Linked DNA regions of Homo sapiens: region 1 is linked to region 2. A link is an interaction called in ENCODE POLR2A ChIA-PET data of the cell type or tissue named here. Cell type or tissue: OCI-LY7. All regions are shown on one strand.

The links. ChIA-PET counts read pairs that join two places held together with the same protein. Peaks named below come from ENCODE experiments on the same cell type or tissue, not always from the same donor. Only the 100,000 strongest peaks of a DNase experiment are listed, where the experiment ranks them.
Region 1: POLR2A ChIA-PET joins it to region 2 with 13 read pairs; 2 of 35 experiments call an interaction of 5 or more read pairs at or near these places.

The regions. Positions count from the first base shown.
Region 1 is chr5:156,771,473-156,779,472 of GRCh38, forward strand. No RefSeq gene overlaps it. Among named protein-coding and RNA genes, the nearest start is that of PPP1R2B, 75 kb to the right of the region's middle. In OCI-LY7, no CTCF peak of the experiment used is centred here; no DNase peak of the experiment used is centred here.
Region 2 is chr5:156,916,432-156,924,431 of GRCh38, forward strand. It overlaps TIMD4 (T cell immunoglobulin and mucin domain containing 4), which reads right to left. Exons shown (of 9, transcript NM_138379.3): 7 at 5,668-5,785; 8 at 4,033-4,072; 9 at 2,861-3,110. The coding sequence ends at 3,026. It also overlaps the pseudogene APOOP1. Among named protein-coding and RNA genes, the nearest start is that of TIMD4, 43 kb to the right of the region's middle. RefSeq lists enhancers at 4,363-4,472, 6,042-6,321. In OCI-LY7, no CTCF peak of the experiment used is centred here; DNase peaks (open chromatin) are centred at 2,190, 2,700, 4,501 and 6,173; H3K4me3 peaks cover 2,447 bases; H3K27ac peaks cover 6,780 bases.

The DNA of each region.
Region 1 (8,000 bases), 140 kb before region 2:
CGGGCGCCTGTAGTCCCAGCTACTCGGGAGGCTGAGGCAGGAGAATGGCGTGAACCCAGGAGGCGGAGCTTGCAGTGAGCCCAGATCGCGCCACTGCACTCCAGCCTGGGCGACAGAGCGAGACTCTATCTCAAAAAAAAAAAAAGAAGGCTTCTCTGACTTGTTCCGTTAATAGATCAAGTAAAACTTTCCCTGTACTTTGAGGGCACACTGGACAACCATGATAGAGGGCAACCTCTATCACGGTTGACATCGTACTGAAGCAACCTATTCATTCTTCTGTTTAGCCTACTAGAATACGGCTCAAGATCAGATGCACGGCTTCCTCACTATTTTATCACTCAAGCCTAGCAGAGTGCAAGGCGTCTAAACTGAAATCGTTGAATTGAAGAGACCAGAAAACCCAGAAATAGACTCAAGTGAATATAAGAATTCATCATCTATCAATTTATCAGTTCAATCTACCGCTTATTCTTAAACACTCCAAGACAGAGAGCAAGAACAAGATGGTGGTCTCTGTACTCAGCTTACAAACGGGCAATCTCACAAAGAAACAAACAGTTGCAAGTGTGAAATAAGCAGTGATCCAGGAGAACATAGTTCTCCAGGGAAGCTGATAGCTGGAACACCATTACAAACCAAGGGAAGAGGTAGTGATTACTTGATTGTTATTAGGAAAACCGATCCGCAGCGTCCTTGGTGAGGTTGAGGAGGCTTCAGAGTCACCCCTTAAATTAACTCCAGTGGACCAGAGTCAAATGTTTGTTCATCTGGCATCTATTGAATGCCTATTCCCTTATAAATAAATAACACACTCTCTTTACTCTTGAATAAATATCTCAGAGCCTAATGAGGTAAACAAGGACCTAAAATGATCACTTATAACATAGTATGAGCTGTGAATAAAAGACAAAATAATAGGCCATGGAATAACAACCTACTTAGGATCTGTGGAAGAATGACAAGGAAAATCTCAAAAAGGAAAAACTGGCACATTCATGCATATGCAATTCCTTTTCTCTCTTTTTTTGAGACAGAGTCTCGCTCTGTCGCCCAGGCTGGAGAGCAGTGGAAGGATCTTGGCTCAATGCAACCTCCACCTCCCAGGTTCAAGCAATTGTCAAGCCTCAGCCTCTCGAGAGAGTAGCTGAAGCTACAGGCATGTACCACCACACTCAGCTAAACTATTGTATTTTTAGTAGAGATAGAGTTTCATCATGTTGGCCAGGCTGGTCTTGAACTCCTGACTTCAGGTGATTCGCCCGCCTTGACCTCCCAAAATGCTGGGATTACAGGCATGAGCCATGGCACCCAGCCCATATGCAATTCTTAAGTTCTTTCATCACTCGTCCCACTCCCACAAATAAGAGAACCTTAAATAATAATAATCAAGTAAATAGGAGAAATGGTTAGAAATTACGAACTTTGATGAGTTAATGCAAATTAATTCTTATTAACCCATCAAGATATCAATACATATATGAACAAAGGAGATAAGCACATAATGCACACAAGTGAAAATGTACATTGTTTCCATTCTAGAGCACTGGAAGATAGCACAATTAATAACCACTTTTCAAGAAAAACAATATTTTCTTGATTTTAAGATGCAATATGATTTTACGAATGGTAAAAAACCCAACTTCGACTCTACCAAATAAAATGTGGTTAAATCTATCAAATAAATGTGGTGAAACCATGGTCATACCCTTGCAGAAAAAAACAATAGGATTTAAGTGAGCTGTTTTTCCTCAACCTATCAGACTGTTTAAATAGTGACTTTATGGAGGGCAACGTAATAAGGCCGTTTTATACCATATGTTTAGACCTGAAAAGAACCTGTAAGGTAGGCAGCATTTTCCCCGTCTTAGAGAAATCGTGCTCAAAGAAATTAAGAAACTTGCCTAAAGTAATTCTACTAGCAAATGGCAGAGCTTAGTATTAACTTCAAAATAATTCCTCCCATTATTTGAAGTTGTCTACCTTTCCTGTCAAAATGCAGTAAGACAAACATTTGCCCACTGATGCAATGGGCACTGGTATATTCTTTCAGAAAGTAATTGGTCAGTATTTTTAAATAGTCATAAAAATGTTTATACAACTTCACCTAGTAAACCTATTTTCAAAATTCATCCGGGCAACAATATTTAAATAGGAAAATGTTGTTAGTAGTAGCAGTGTGCACTGTAGCAGAATTTAAAGATGGGAAAACTTAGCAATGCTTCCTAATCAGACGAAGGAGAAGGCCAACTAGATTATGGTTATTTTAAATTTATGGAATATCACGCTGCCTTTAAAAAAGATTTGTGAGGATTTAATTTCAGTATGGCAAAATTTGATGTTAAATATGTAAAAGTGATGTGCACACATGAATCAAGACTGCTAGGGAAACTGAAAGATGAAGCAAGTTGATTTGGATGGTGATATTGTAGGTATTTCTTATCATTTTTGTGTTTATAATATTTGTATAATAAAACATTTTCAAAAAAGACTAGTATCTTTTATTTTTCTACAAAATGGAATTAGTGGCACATACTTTGACCCTACAAATAATCCTCATGAAGAAAAATTCATAAACCTAAAATTGTTTAACACAGTATAAAAAAATTGGAATTTTCCTTTTTTTCCCCAACAACAGTAACAATAAGTAAACAAATTATGGTACACCCAATCAATGAAATAAATATTAAAGTAATTTTGGAACTCATGGAAAAATGTCATGTTTAAATAAGTTTAAAATACCTAGAATTACATGAAAGATCATTACATTTATGTTTTAGTCAGTTTGATATCCTGTAATAAAGTACTGAAGAACAGGTAGCTTAAAAGCAACACAAATTTATTTCTCACAGTTCTGGAGACTGGAAGTCACAGATCAGGGTCACGTTCTGGTGAGGGCCCTATCCAGGTAGCAGGCTGACAACTTATTGTATCCTCCCATGGCAGAAAGAGAGCAAATGATTTCTCTGTGGTCCCACTTAAAAGAGCACTAATCCTATTCACGAGGGCCCTACCCACATGACTTAATCATTTCTCAAAGACACCACTTCCTACTACCACCACATTGGGGCTTAGATTTCAACATACAAATTTGGGGGGAACACAAACTTTCAGTACCTTGCAAGCTATGTGAAAAAATATATATATTTAAGGATAAGGATCACTGATCATTTTAAATGATGGCATTAATATGAATCAGGCTGTTTATTTTTGTTTTTCTAAGTAGAGTTAGTTTATTACCATTAATTTTATAAAATGGATGAACAAAAATCATTTTTAACCTTGGCTTTAAAAATTATTTAATTTGTAATTTTCAGTTCTTTTATTCAAGTCTACCAATGAGTCAAATTTGAAAAGACTTCTGAACACAGAGAATACCTGGGGATTTAAGGTTGCTTCTCCTTCTATTCCACAGAAGAATAAAACCTTTGAAAATGTTCTGCTGGCCTCTGTGATGGCTACAAAGCTCTACTACAGATTTGACATCAAAGGACAAGCCACACATCTAAACTAAGTTTGGGCAACAAGGTGGTAGGAGCTTAGCTCCCCTACTGGATTTCAGGCAAGGGCTAGGTGAGAAAGGCCCCAACCCTTCCCCCTTTTAAGAGACATGAAGAGAAACCAAAGAAAATTTAACCACAACTGGAAAGGGATAGCTGCCTATAAATTGTGACTGTAATAACTGATGTAGTCAGGTCTTGGACATCCTTTCTGACCATTGTTACCTTTCATTCACTTTCATTCCTCAAACTCCCATAACTACTCCTCCTGTCTCAACATTCCAGGTTTGTTTTGTTAAACCTTGCAATTATTGCAAGTTAAACCTTGCAATTCTAATTCCAAATGGTTTCATACAGATTAGTACATCTTAAATCCATCCTTTCCATGATTTCTACACTTCATAACCTACGTCCCCTCCAAAATCTAACTGATCTTGCTGCTCTCTATAAGACCCCTTCACAGATAATCTACCAAGGCCCCCAAAATTCTATAATCAACCCCTTCTCCAGTTCAGTTACCATACAGTCCAGACAGTTACCACAGGGGTCCTTCTCTACTCTTTAAAAGCTAAATAACTGATACACTATAATCTGGCCCAACTAGCTCATCTTTTTTTAATTTTTCTCCTCCAGCCAAATGGGTATTCTCCAACCAAATTATGCCCTGTAAGAGGAAAGACTTAACACAGAGTAATGGATACAGTGAGGAAAGGTATTGGTTATGTTGTCAGCTAAACCTGTGTATTAGTCCATTCTCACACTGCTATTAAGAAATAACCATGACTGGGTAATTTATAAAGGAAAGAGGTTTAATTGACTCACCCTTCCACAGGGCTAAGGAGGCCTCAGGAAACTTACAATCATGGCAGAAGGGGAAGCAAACATGTCCTTCTTCAGATGGTGGCAGCAAGGAGAAGTGCCAAGCAAAAGGGAGAAAAGCCCCCTATGAAACTATCAGATCTCGTGAGAACTCACTATCACGAGAACAGCATGAGGGTAACCTCCCCCATGATTCAATTACCTCCCACGGGGTCTCTCCCACCACATTTGGGGATTATGGGAACTACAATTCAAAATGAGATTTGGGTGGGGACACAGCCAAACCATATCAACCTGTGTCTAACCTAGACCAGTGTTTAAGACCACGTTCCCTCCTATAGAATGCCTCCAAGTTCTGATCTCAATAACCTGGGCTCCTGACACCTTCAACCATCCCCACTCAGTGTTTAAATTCAGTTTTCTTTAGCACTGTGTGTATAGTTTGCTCTCTTCCTTGAGGAAGGAAACATTCCTTCTCTTCATGCCCTTTTTTTTTTTTCTCCTGAATCTTGCCACTCTGGACCTACCAAAACTGTCAGATCTTTCCTATTTGTAGGAAAGGTCATTTATAATATACACAGACCCAAAAGTATTCTCTCAATCCTGCCCACCTCAAGAAACTCACCAACCAAATTTTTTTTTTTTTAAACAGGGTCTCGCTCTGTCACCCAGAGTTGGAGTGCAGTGGAACAATCACTGCTCACTGTAACCACTGCCTGCCAAGTTCAAGTCATCCTCCCCTTGGCCTCTCAAGTAGCTGGGACCACAAGCATGCACCACCACACCCGAGTAATTTTTGTATTTTTTGTAGAGAGGGAGTTTCACTATGTTGCCCAGGCTGGTCTTGAACTCCTGGGCTCAAGCGATCTGCCTGCCTCGGCCTCCCAAAGTGCTGGCATTACAGGCGTGAGCCACCGTGCCTGGCCTCACCACCCAAATTCTTAAAATCATAGTCTATGTTTACTTTTTCACCATTTGCACACTTAAAGATATCCTCCAATCTAATCATTGTCCCTACCTCTAATATAATATGGTTCTCTAAAGTCACCACTGACCTCCTAAATGGTCAAATCAGAAGGTTTTCCAATGGCCATGTCTCCATTTTGACACAATCTAGTCCGAAATTCAGGTTGTAGTAGACTCTGTTGGTGGCCTCCTCAGCATCCATTTACCCATCCTGTTTCCTTACAGAACCCATCTGGATGAGGCACCCACCCTGTTCCCATGACATCCACGTAACTCAGGGAAAATAAAATGTTATCCATAAACAATAGACACATGAAAGCACTCATGCTTCTTTGGCTTTTGTTTTCCATTTTGAGAAAAATTTGCTGATTGCCTGGCATCCCAGACAGATCTCTGACATATGTGTTACGATTGCATAGTTAATTCTATTCCTTCTGACAGTTATATTATGATTCTGATAGCTACAAAAACAGTGTCTTAGAGAAATCAAAGAGGGCCCACTCCCCAGCTTCTCAGTCACAAGGATAAGTTTCTAATACCAACATCTCGTCATGTCTTTCTCCTTACCTATTGCTATGGTTTGAATATTTGTTCCTTTCAAAACTCATGTTGAGATTTATTCCCGAGTCATAAAACAAGACTAAGATTTTCAATAGATTAAAATTTAAAAAAAAAGAAATACATTCCCCAACATGATAGTACTGAGAGGAAGGGCCTGTAAGAGATGATTGGATCATGAGGGTTCTGACCTCATAAATGGATTAGCAAATTAATGAGTTTTTATGAAAGGAGAACTGGTGGCTTTATAAGAAGAGGAAGAAAGTGGTGAACTGACTTGGGAGGCTGAGGTGGGAAGATCATTTGAGCCCAGAAGATTGCGGCTGCAGTGAGCTGTGATTGTGCCACTGCACAATCACCAGCCTGGGTGACAGAGTGAAACCTTGTCTCAAAAAAGAAAAGAAAGAGGAAGCAAAATAAAAAAAAAAAAGAGAAAGAAAAGAAAAGAAAAAGGAGAGAAAAGAAAGGGAAAGAAAAGAAAAAAGTCCTTAGCTGGCACACTGGGACACTCAGTCCCCTCACCATGTGATGCCCTGTGCCACTCTTCAGACAGTCCTCATCAACAAGAAGGCTCTCACCAGACGCAGCCCCTTGACCGCCTTGGACTTCTCAGCACCCGTAACTGTAAGCAATAAAGTCTTCTTCTTATAAATTACCTAGTGTCAGATATTCTGTTGTAAGCAACAGAAACTGAACTACTATGCCTATTAATTCTTTCTTCAGGTCTTGGGGCTCCTGTAATGTCTTTCCCAGCTCTTGGCCATCAATCATTCTTTGCTATACAAGATTGGTGACACAAGAGCAGTGACATTCTTTTTATATTATTCTTTTACTGCCTCTGTCAAAATACATTTTCACATGCATTGCCAAATAATCTTTTAAATTACCTTTTAAATTACAAGACACCTATATCATCTTGCAAACAGAGAAACTAAGTCCCAGAGAGACTTAGTGATTATCCAAGTTGGCATGTGTAAAGCAGCGGAGGCAGATTTGGAATCTGTTCAGTGCTTCTATATTTACTGAACACTGACCATGTGACAGGGATTCCAAGGGCTAGCATTCCTTAAAAACTATTGATGTGGCATGAATAAAAGAAATTCAACCTTGTTTCCAGTATGGTCACTAGTTACATGACTGTGAAAAGCCTTGAGCCTCAGTTCCTTCTCCTCTGTAAAATGAAAGTGTCAGATGAATGATCTCTGCCAGCCCTCACATCTGGTGATTTTACATGGTGCTCTGTGAACTACATATCATCAGAGTAACCAGTGCTGAATCTTGAACAAAAGTAGCTCATTCATTCATTGCCCAAGTATTGAACACATACTGAGTGCTGGCCATTCTTCTATGTGTTTGAGGATTATAACAAACAAGGTAGGCATGGCCTCCACCATCATGGAGTTTACAATCTAATGGAAAGAGGCAATATAAAAATATACCAGCAATCAATCAAGATAACTTCTGGACAATGAAAAGTACAGTAAAAGAATTAAACCCCTCCCTGAGGAGGTGACATCTGAGATTTGATGGGTAGAAGTCAGGCACACAGACATTTAGGAGAAAAGTATTCAAGCAGAGAGAATGGAAAGTTCTTAGAAAAACGTAGCAGGTAATTAGTTTCATTACTTAGAAAGACCGTACATTCAAATGCTTTGCTCATCTTCATTTTCTTCTGTGAATTAGACATGTGAGATGCAGTTGTTGCCTTTCACCTGCTGGGAGAGTGTGAATATTAATCTGTTCTCCAGGAAAGAAGAACACTTTTTAGGTGCTAAACACAGCTTCTGTAATTGACCATCAAGGACAATAATAAAAGAATCAAAACATACACAGAGTGCTGTTGAGGCCAACAAGAAGGGAGAGAAAGAGGTCCTTTGAAGTTTACAAGAAGAAGGAGGAAGACAGAAGTCACTAGTAGCAGACATTTCACACCACACCAAGATAGAGGCCAGAACTTCATAAGCCAAGATTTAGTAAACACCATGGATTGCCAAGGGTGGCTGGACTCTGGGACCAGAATCTCCCACATCAGGAGAAAGTCTTGCACTTCAAAGTCTGGTCAAGGTGATGTAATGAGCTTATATCTCAAGGCCTGCTCTCTGCTTTAACCACAAATCAAAATTAAATATAAAAAGAGGAAAAATATAAAAAGAGATA
Region 2 (8,000 bases):
TTCTGATTCTGGAGGTATGGGGTGAAGGACATGAATCTGCATTTCTATCAAGTACCAGTGACACGGAGGCTGCTGGTCTGAAGTGCATAGTTTGAGAGCCACCGGGCTAGACCAGCATTTTTCAGAACTTGGTTCCATATTAGAACCACTTTGGGACATTTTTCAAAAATTCAGATGCCCAAGTCATACCCTGGACCAATTACAGAAAGAATCTCTTAAAGGGTAGGACTCAGGAATTGGCATTTAAAAAGCTCCCCAGTTGATTATTCAGCTAACATTGAGAACTACTAGGACAGAGGCTCCTGGAGGCCATTACGAGCTCTAAAATACTATGATTGCTCATGTTAGTGTTTCTTAGTCGGTACAAGGAGTTTCAGAAATACATTTGGGAATCGATTGAAAATACCCCTTTGCAAAACAGAAAAGTAATATTCATTGAGTTTAAATGTTCTGTTTAGGAAGTGTCTGTCGTCTTCTTTTTCTAGTCAGACCCAAGCTGGTAGTGACATTGATAATGGCGGTGGTTTTGGAAGGTGGATAGGGAGCATGAGCTAAGTTAGGGTTGGGTGTATCATTACCTCACAAGATACTATAACCTGACTACATACACAAAGCCATCTGGCCCCACTCCATTTTCTAGATGGGGAAATTCAGGCCCTGAACCTGGCTCTAGACCCACTTCCCCAACGTTTCTAAATAAATGTTTGAGTTTAGCACACTAGACAAAGTCACTTTAAGTATCTTAAGCTGACATCAAAGCCAAGTTGACCAAAAAAAAAAAAAAATTTTTTTTTTAAAAAAAGGGCCAGGCACAGTGGCTCACGCCTGTAATCCCAGAACTTTGGGAGGCCAAGGCAGGCAGATCACCTAAGGTCAGGAGCTCGAGACCAGTCTGGCCAACATGGCAAAACCCATCTCTACTAAAAATATAAAAAATTAGCCAGGTGTGGTGGCGGGCGCCTGTAATCCCAGCTGCTTGGGAGGCTGAGGCAGGAGAATCGTTTGAACCCACCAGGCAGAGGTTGCAGTTAGCCAAGATCATGCAATTGCACTCCAGCCTGGGCAACAACAGCAAAACTCCGTCTCGAAAAGACGAGAAAAGAAAAGAGAAGAGAAAAAGAAAAGAAACAGCTGCCAATCTGCTGCTAATTGTTTTCATCATTGGTGCCAATCATTCTGCCCAACTGCAACTGAACAAGTCAGAAGTCAGGCTGCCTTGGGCCAGTTTTTCCAAGTACCCAGGTGAGGGGGATTTTTACTAACTGTTGGATCAGTGTTGTGTGAACTAATAGGACAAAAAAATCTATAGGCTTCACCAGTCAAGTAATTAGACTGACTTTTTTCTCTCTTAAATGTAATGTCAAGAGAGTTGAAATCCAAAGATGGCTACATTTAGAGAACCACGTACTTATTCCATTAATGTTGCTATTGCTGTAAACATGCTGGGAAGTCCTTCACAGAAATGTCTTTCAGATCTGGTTTACTTTCCACATTTCTACCCAGCCAGAAGCCCCTCTCACTCAGGCACACATGTTTTTTATACATTCATTCAACAACTGTTTGCTTTAATCTCTCTCCCATGGCTCCTCGTGTTAGCAGTTATTAAAGTTTTAAAATAAACCTGTTGTTGCTGAGGAGCACATTTCCAAGATTATATTTAGAGAAACTTATTTGGATTGCCTTGCTTTCACATCCACGCACTGCCCCTGGTTGAATATTCCTGTCATTCACCACATTTTACTCCCACGGACTCTTCCCTGTTTCCAAAATTAAATTCCCCAAGCAAGAACTAGGATGTGACACTATGGTCACCTCTAAAGACACTCAAATGTGAAAAGAAAATAATAGAAAATTTAGGAGTTTTAGAAGTGAGTCAATGTTGGCCAAGTGCAGTGGCCCAAGCCTGTAATCCCAGCACTCGGGGAGGCTGAGGCAGGCAGATTACCTGAGGTCAGGAGCTAGAGACCCACCTGGCCAATACAGTGAAACCCCATCTCTACTAAAAATACAAAAATTGGTGGTCATGGTGGCATGCACCTGTAAGCCCAGCTGCTCAATCAGGAGGCTTAGGCAGGAGAATCGCTTGAACCCGGGAGGCGGAGGTTGCAGTGAGCAGAGATTGTCCATTGCACTCCAGCCTGGGCAACAGAGCAAGACTCCGTCTCAAGAAAGAAAATAAAGAAGTGAGTCACAGTTACGGTGTGATTCCATGTCATTTCCTGCATTGTTAATGAACCATAGGCTCTGTGCTGCTCATATCATACCTGCAGTGAGACAATGAACTCTGAAAGCTGGGCATAAAAGGAGAGATACGAATCCATACGAGATGAAGGCAATTAGGGTAACAAAAGAACCAGAAATTGTATCCCAGAAGCAAGGAAATTTGGAGAAACATGAGATTCTCCTTCTAATACCTGAAGAGTTAACAGCTCTCCAGTACTTCCCAGCATGCTTAGAGCAATAGCAACATTAATGGAATAAGCACATGTTTCTCCAAAGGTAACCATCTTTTGGATTTCTACTCTCTTGACATTACCTTTAAGAGAGAAAAAAAAAAATCAGTCTTATTGACTGATGGAGCCTATAGATTTTTTGTCCTGTTAGTTCACACAACACTGATCCGGCAGTTAATAAAGGAGATGTTCTGATAGGCATAAGGAGCTCAACTATGACCTATGGGCAGATGTCATCCGGAGACAGATTTTGCTATAAATATTTCTTAATCTCAGAACTGCTCTGAGATTGAATGGACTCCCTTGCGTGTGGTAAGGAGTTCACTGTCACTGAAAGTGTTCAAGTGTACTGTGAAAGATCACTTAGCGGTGATTCTACAGAGATGATTAGAGCATGGACAGAGAAGTTGTGGTCTCTAAAGTACCCTTCATTCATGAAACTAAAGCAAGCCTGGATCAATGACATCCATGGAATAAGTGAGTCTTTTTTATGAAACAAGGAAATCTACTAAGACTTATTTTGACACTGGAGTGTCATGCCCCCATCCTCAATCTAACATGCTACTGCGTTGTTAGAGGGTAAAAAGGCCGTCTTCGTCTTCCCTTCCATGCTGCACGTCATTGAGGACATTTTTACTATCTCCAATGTAGTCTAGCCTGTAAACAGAAAAGAGGGGCTCATAATGGGAAACACAAGACTAGAAAACAAAACAAAACAGATGCTGCTAAGTTACAGTGCAATTACCCTTAAAGTTCAAAGGGCTCACAGTTCATTTAGTCTAAGCTCCACATTTTACAGATGGGAAAACTGAGGCTGCAGGGGAAAAAGAGTTTCTGCCAATCCATTATAATGAGATAAAAAAGATTCTTAGCAAAATATAAAATCATGATTTCAATACGTTTATTTACCAAAAGGTCTCTAAGTGTGACCTTGAAAGGTCACCTCGCTGGGTGTCAATTTTCCTTCTTGCTAATACATATTGTGGTATTAATGCAACTAATTAGTGAATGCAATTAATTAGGCAAGGACTTCATTAATAATTTATGCCTTTTTTAAAAATTTCTTTTCCAAAAGCTATAGAATAGGGCAAATAGCTAAAATCCCTTACTAGAGAATCTTCAAATACTATTTTTAAAAAGGCCCCAAAACAAGCTGCTTCCATGGTCTAACTGGGCAGAGGAACCAACTCCCAGGAATAATATTCTACATGCTTTTTTCATTTTCCATATTGCCAACGCTCCTCAATAAACTCCAGTTTAACAATGGCCTCTTAAACTAACTTACCCATAGGTGAACAAAAAATTTCAGAGTAAAGTGCCATATCACCTTCTTTCTTTTGCGTGCTATACTTCTATTAATCCCACCTGCCTTGGTACTGGCATTTTGCTCAGAGTGTTAACCAAGACACAGGTTAATGTGAGCTAAATCTGCACAACTTTTTCACTTCTAATGTCACATCTTTCCAACTCTATGTGTAATCGTAACACAAGCTCAAGTCATTAAACCACTGAGTAGTAGCTAATCATTTGTAACAGCTTGTACAATCATTACAACACCCATTCATGCAAGATAGATTACCTTGTGTGTTTCTGCGAACAATAGGTTTCCATGAGTTTCCCTGAAAAGACAAGGCCACAGTGTGAGCAGAGTGGCTGCGGTGCATAGAACATGCAAAATGCTGGGGGAATTCCAGTGCTGCCCCGCAAAGAGCAGATATGGGCCAAAGGTGAGAACCAGTGGCTGGCTTTGGCAGAAAAAGCCATTCCCTTTCCCAGGTCAAACACTTGCTATTTTAACCACAGTTAGTGCTCATCAATTACCAAGTTGTTCCAACATTCTGGGCAATGGTGTTAAGCTATTTCATTCTGAGTCATCTGCCTATCCAGAATTCAAGCACTCACTTGGGTTTCAAAACACTTCTTTACGAGACATACTCAGAATTTTCCAAAACTGTAATCATGCCTTTGTATGAAGGCTAACAGCAGGATTCCAGTAAATTTTAAATTTGCTTTTGCACCTGGGGCAGGTGTTGAAATATACAAGTTTCATTATTATTCAAATCAGCTGAGATGGTTACTAGTCTCATCTCCTGACATACTGCCCTGAAACAGCTTTTGTTAATGAGTACAGAACAATTTATCCCCATTTTACAACAGTACCAGGTGCCACGTGCCTATAATTTGCCTGAAAACCATAAGCTGTTTCATGGCTGTTTTTGTAGCATTTTAAAACTTTTGGGGGCGGGGGGCAGGGGTGGGATGGAGGTGCAAGGTCATGGAGCAGCTTGCTAACTTAATGAAAACTACAGACCTTGTCCCCTGAAAAATGCAGGCATGAACACATAAACACTTTTGCATGTGATTTCAAAGGATTCACATTACCCTTGAAGTCCATCTGTGGCCTCCAGGTTAAGAAAGCTTGCTTTTAGGGAACATATAAGAAAACCAGGATCACGCCAGGCATGGTGGCTCATGCCTGTAATCCCAGAGCTTTGGGAGGCTAAAGTGGGTGGATCACCTGAGGTCAGGAGTTTGAGTCCAACCTAGCCCACATGGTGAAACCCCCTCCTACTAAACATACAAAAATTAGTCCCGTGTGATGGCGTGAACCTGTAGTCTCAGCTACTCAGGAGGCTGAGGCAGGAGAATCACTTGAACCCAGGAGGCGGAGGTGCAGTAAGCTGAGATCACGCCACTGCACTCCAGCCTGGACAACAGAATGAGACTCTCTCAAAAAAAAAAAAAAAAAAAAAAAAAAAAAAGAAGAAGAAAACCAGGATTGTTCATGGTCTTCGTCCTGCAACAATCCTAGCCAAAAGAAGAGACAAGCTAGGGTTTTCCCAACCAAAGAACAGAGAAAGTGAACAAAGTAGGAAATAGTACTTTCCTCTTAAGGCAGTAATAGGGATAAAATGAATTAGGCACATCAAGAGTATACCATCAGGACTGGCACAGAAATGTCCAATAAATGAAGGTGCTCTTCTGCTTTTTTTCCTTTTCCAAAACGTAAACTCTACCAGGAGGTTAATACACAGAGTCATTAGCAGCTTGGGGAGAATGAACTTACCTGTTACTTCCCTGGCTGGGATGGGAACAATGGCAGAACTGAGCCTCTTTGGGGAGGGATAAAGGGGAAGGAAGTGGAGACAACTCCAGATCCTCCTGCAGTCGCCAGGGTTCTGAAGTGCTCCATCACCTGGCCCTCCCTCCTTACCTCTCAGGAGAAACGCCACAAACAATGCGAAGAGCACAAATCCCAAGGAGGGGGCGATGATCATCAGTAGTTGGGAGATGGGCATTTCATTCTTCATTGACATGGGTATTCCATCCATCTGATGGGACACAGGCAAGGAGATGGACCCAGTCACTGCTAGATGCCACCCTCACAAGATGACATCCCAGCCCAATAGCACCTTACAACCACCAGCAGTTTCACTACATTTCACCACCTTTTGTCAAAAATCTCTGAAAACCCAAAACACGTGACCCATATCCCAAAATTTTCCGAAGTGTTAGACATCAGGCATAAGGAGCTGTGGGGCTCAGGGGTCTGAGGATAAAAAATAACTGTTGTGAGCTGTGTTCTCCATGGTCAAATCTCTTTCCTAGCCGCTGCTCAAATCCTTTGAGCTCTCCCTAGCCCTGTGCTACTCTTTTCATGGCTGACTTAGGCTTCTAGAGAAAACAGGATGAAAGAGAAAATGAAACTTAATTTCACATTTTCTACAGCAGTGGTTCTCAAAGTCTAGATGGGGGGCCCATGAGATCAAAATGATTTTCATGAGACATTTTTTGCCATTTTCACTATCATTCTCTCATGAGATATACAGTATACTTTCCCAGAGGCTATGTGATGTGTGATGTCATTGCTGTCACTTACACAGAATGTGGAAACAGAGATGAGAATCCCTCTGTCTCCTATTAAGCCAGATATTAATGAGATTTGCAAAAAATGTAAAACAATGCCATATTTCTCAGTAATTTTTTCATTCATTTTTCTCACTAATATTTTTTCAAAATAGAGTTAGTTAGTTGCCATAAAACATGTTATGTTAGCACAAAGTGAGTTTGTTGTTATTTTTAAATAAATTGATTTTTTTAAATGTTTTAAATACAGATACCTGTATAACAAACTTGCACATGTACCCCTGAACCTAAAAGAAAAGTTTAAACTTTTTTTTTTTAATTTTAAAAAATGAGATGGTGTCTCGCTATGTTGCCCAGGCTGGGCTCAAGCTCCTGCCATTGCTGGGATTAAATTTTTTTTTTTTTTTTTTTTTTTGACACAGAGTCTCACTCTGTCAGCCAGGCTGGAGTGCAGTGGTGCAATCTCAGCTAACTGCAACCTCTGCCTCCCGAGTTCAAGCAATTCTCCTGCCTCAACCTCCCACGTAGCTGGGGTTACAGGCATGCATATCCAAGCCCGGCTAATTTTTTTGTTTTTAGTACAGATGGGTTTCCACCATGTTGGCTAGGCTGGTCTCGAACTCCTGACCTCAAGTGATCTGCCCACCTCAGCCTCCCAAAGTGCTGGGATTATAGGCATGAGCCACTGCACCCGGCCTAAAAAAATTTTTTAATTGTAAAAATGTCTCAGTTTTTTCTGCTGAGCAGTCTAGAGAATCAAAAACCAAGTCTCAGTTTTAAGAAACTGATTTTTTTTTTCTTTTGTAGAGACAAGGTCTTGCTCTTGCCCAGGCTGGAGTGCAGTGGCAATGATTACAGCTCACTGCAACCTTGAATTCCCGGGTTCAAGCAATCCTCCCACCTCAGCCTCCTGAGTAGCTGGGACTACAGGCATGCATCACGATGCCTGGCTATTTTTTTTTTTTTTAATTTTGTGTAGAGACAGAGTCTCACTATTTTGCCCAGGCTGGTCTTGAACTCCTGGGCTCAAGCAATCCTCCTGCCTCGGCTTCCCAAAGTGGGATTACAGGAGTGTGCCACAAGACCCAGGCTGTTATTTTGTTTGAGACAGGGTCTCTCTCTGTTGCCTACGTTGTAGTGCAGTGGCACAAACAAGGCTCACTGCAGCCTCAACCTCCTGGACTCAAGTGATCCTCCCACCCCAGCCTCCCAAAGTAGCCAGGATTATAGGTACATGATACCACACTCGGCTATTTTTTTTTTAATTTTTATTTTTGTAGAGACAGGGGTCTCGCCCTGTTGCCCAGGCTAGAAACTGAGTTTCAAACGTTTAAAAAGACCTTGTGAAAGTCCCCACTGCCAGTAACATGTTCAAGGTGGTTTAGAGGTCCATGGGGCTGACCAGCCTGAGCCTACTCACCTTCAAAGTCTATGCAGCACCAAAAAAGGACTTCCCTCCCCAAAATCCCATGAAGGTTTATGAGTTTTACTCTACTAAGTTCTCGAGGGCTAATCTAAACATGCAGATGAGTCAAGGACCCAGCTTAGGAAAGCATCTCTCAGCTTTGACATTATCAAGAGCTATATAAAAGTTGGTGTCAGGAAAGGTACTCCTAAATGAAGCCAAAGATGTAAAGTTTGGTTCAATGGGGGTGAGACAGCTATGAATATCTCCAAAAT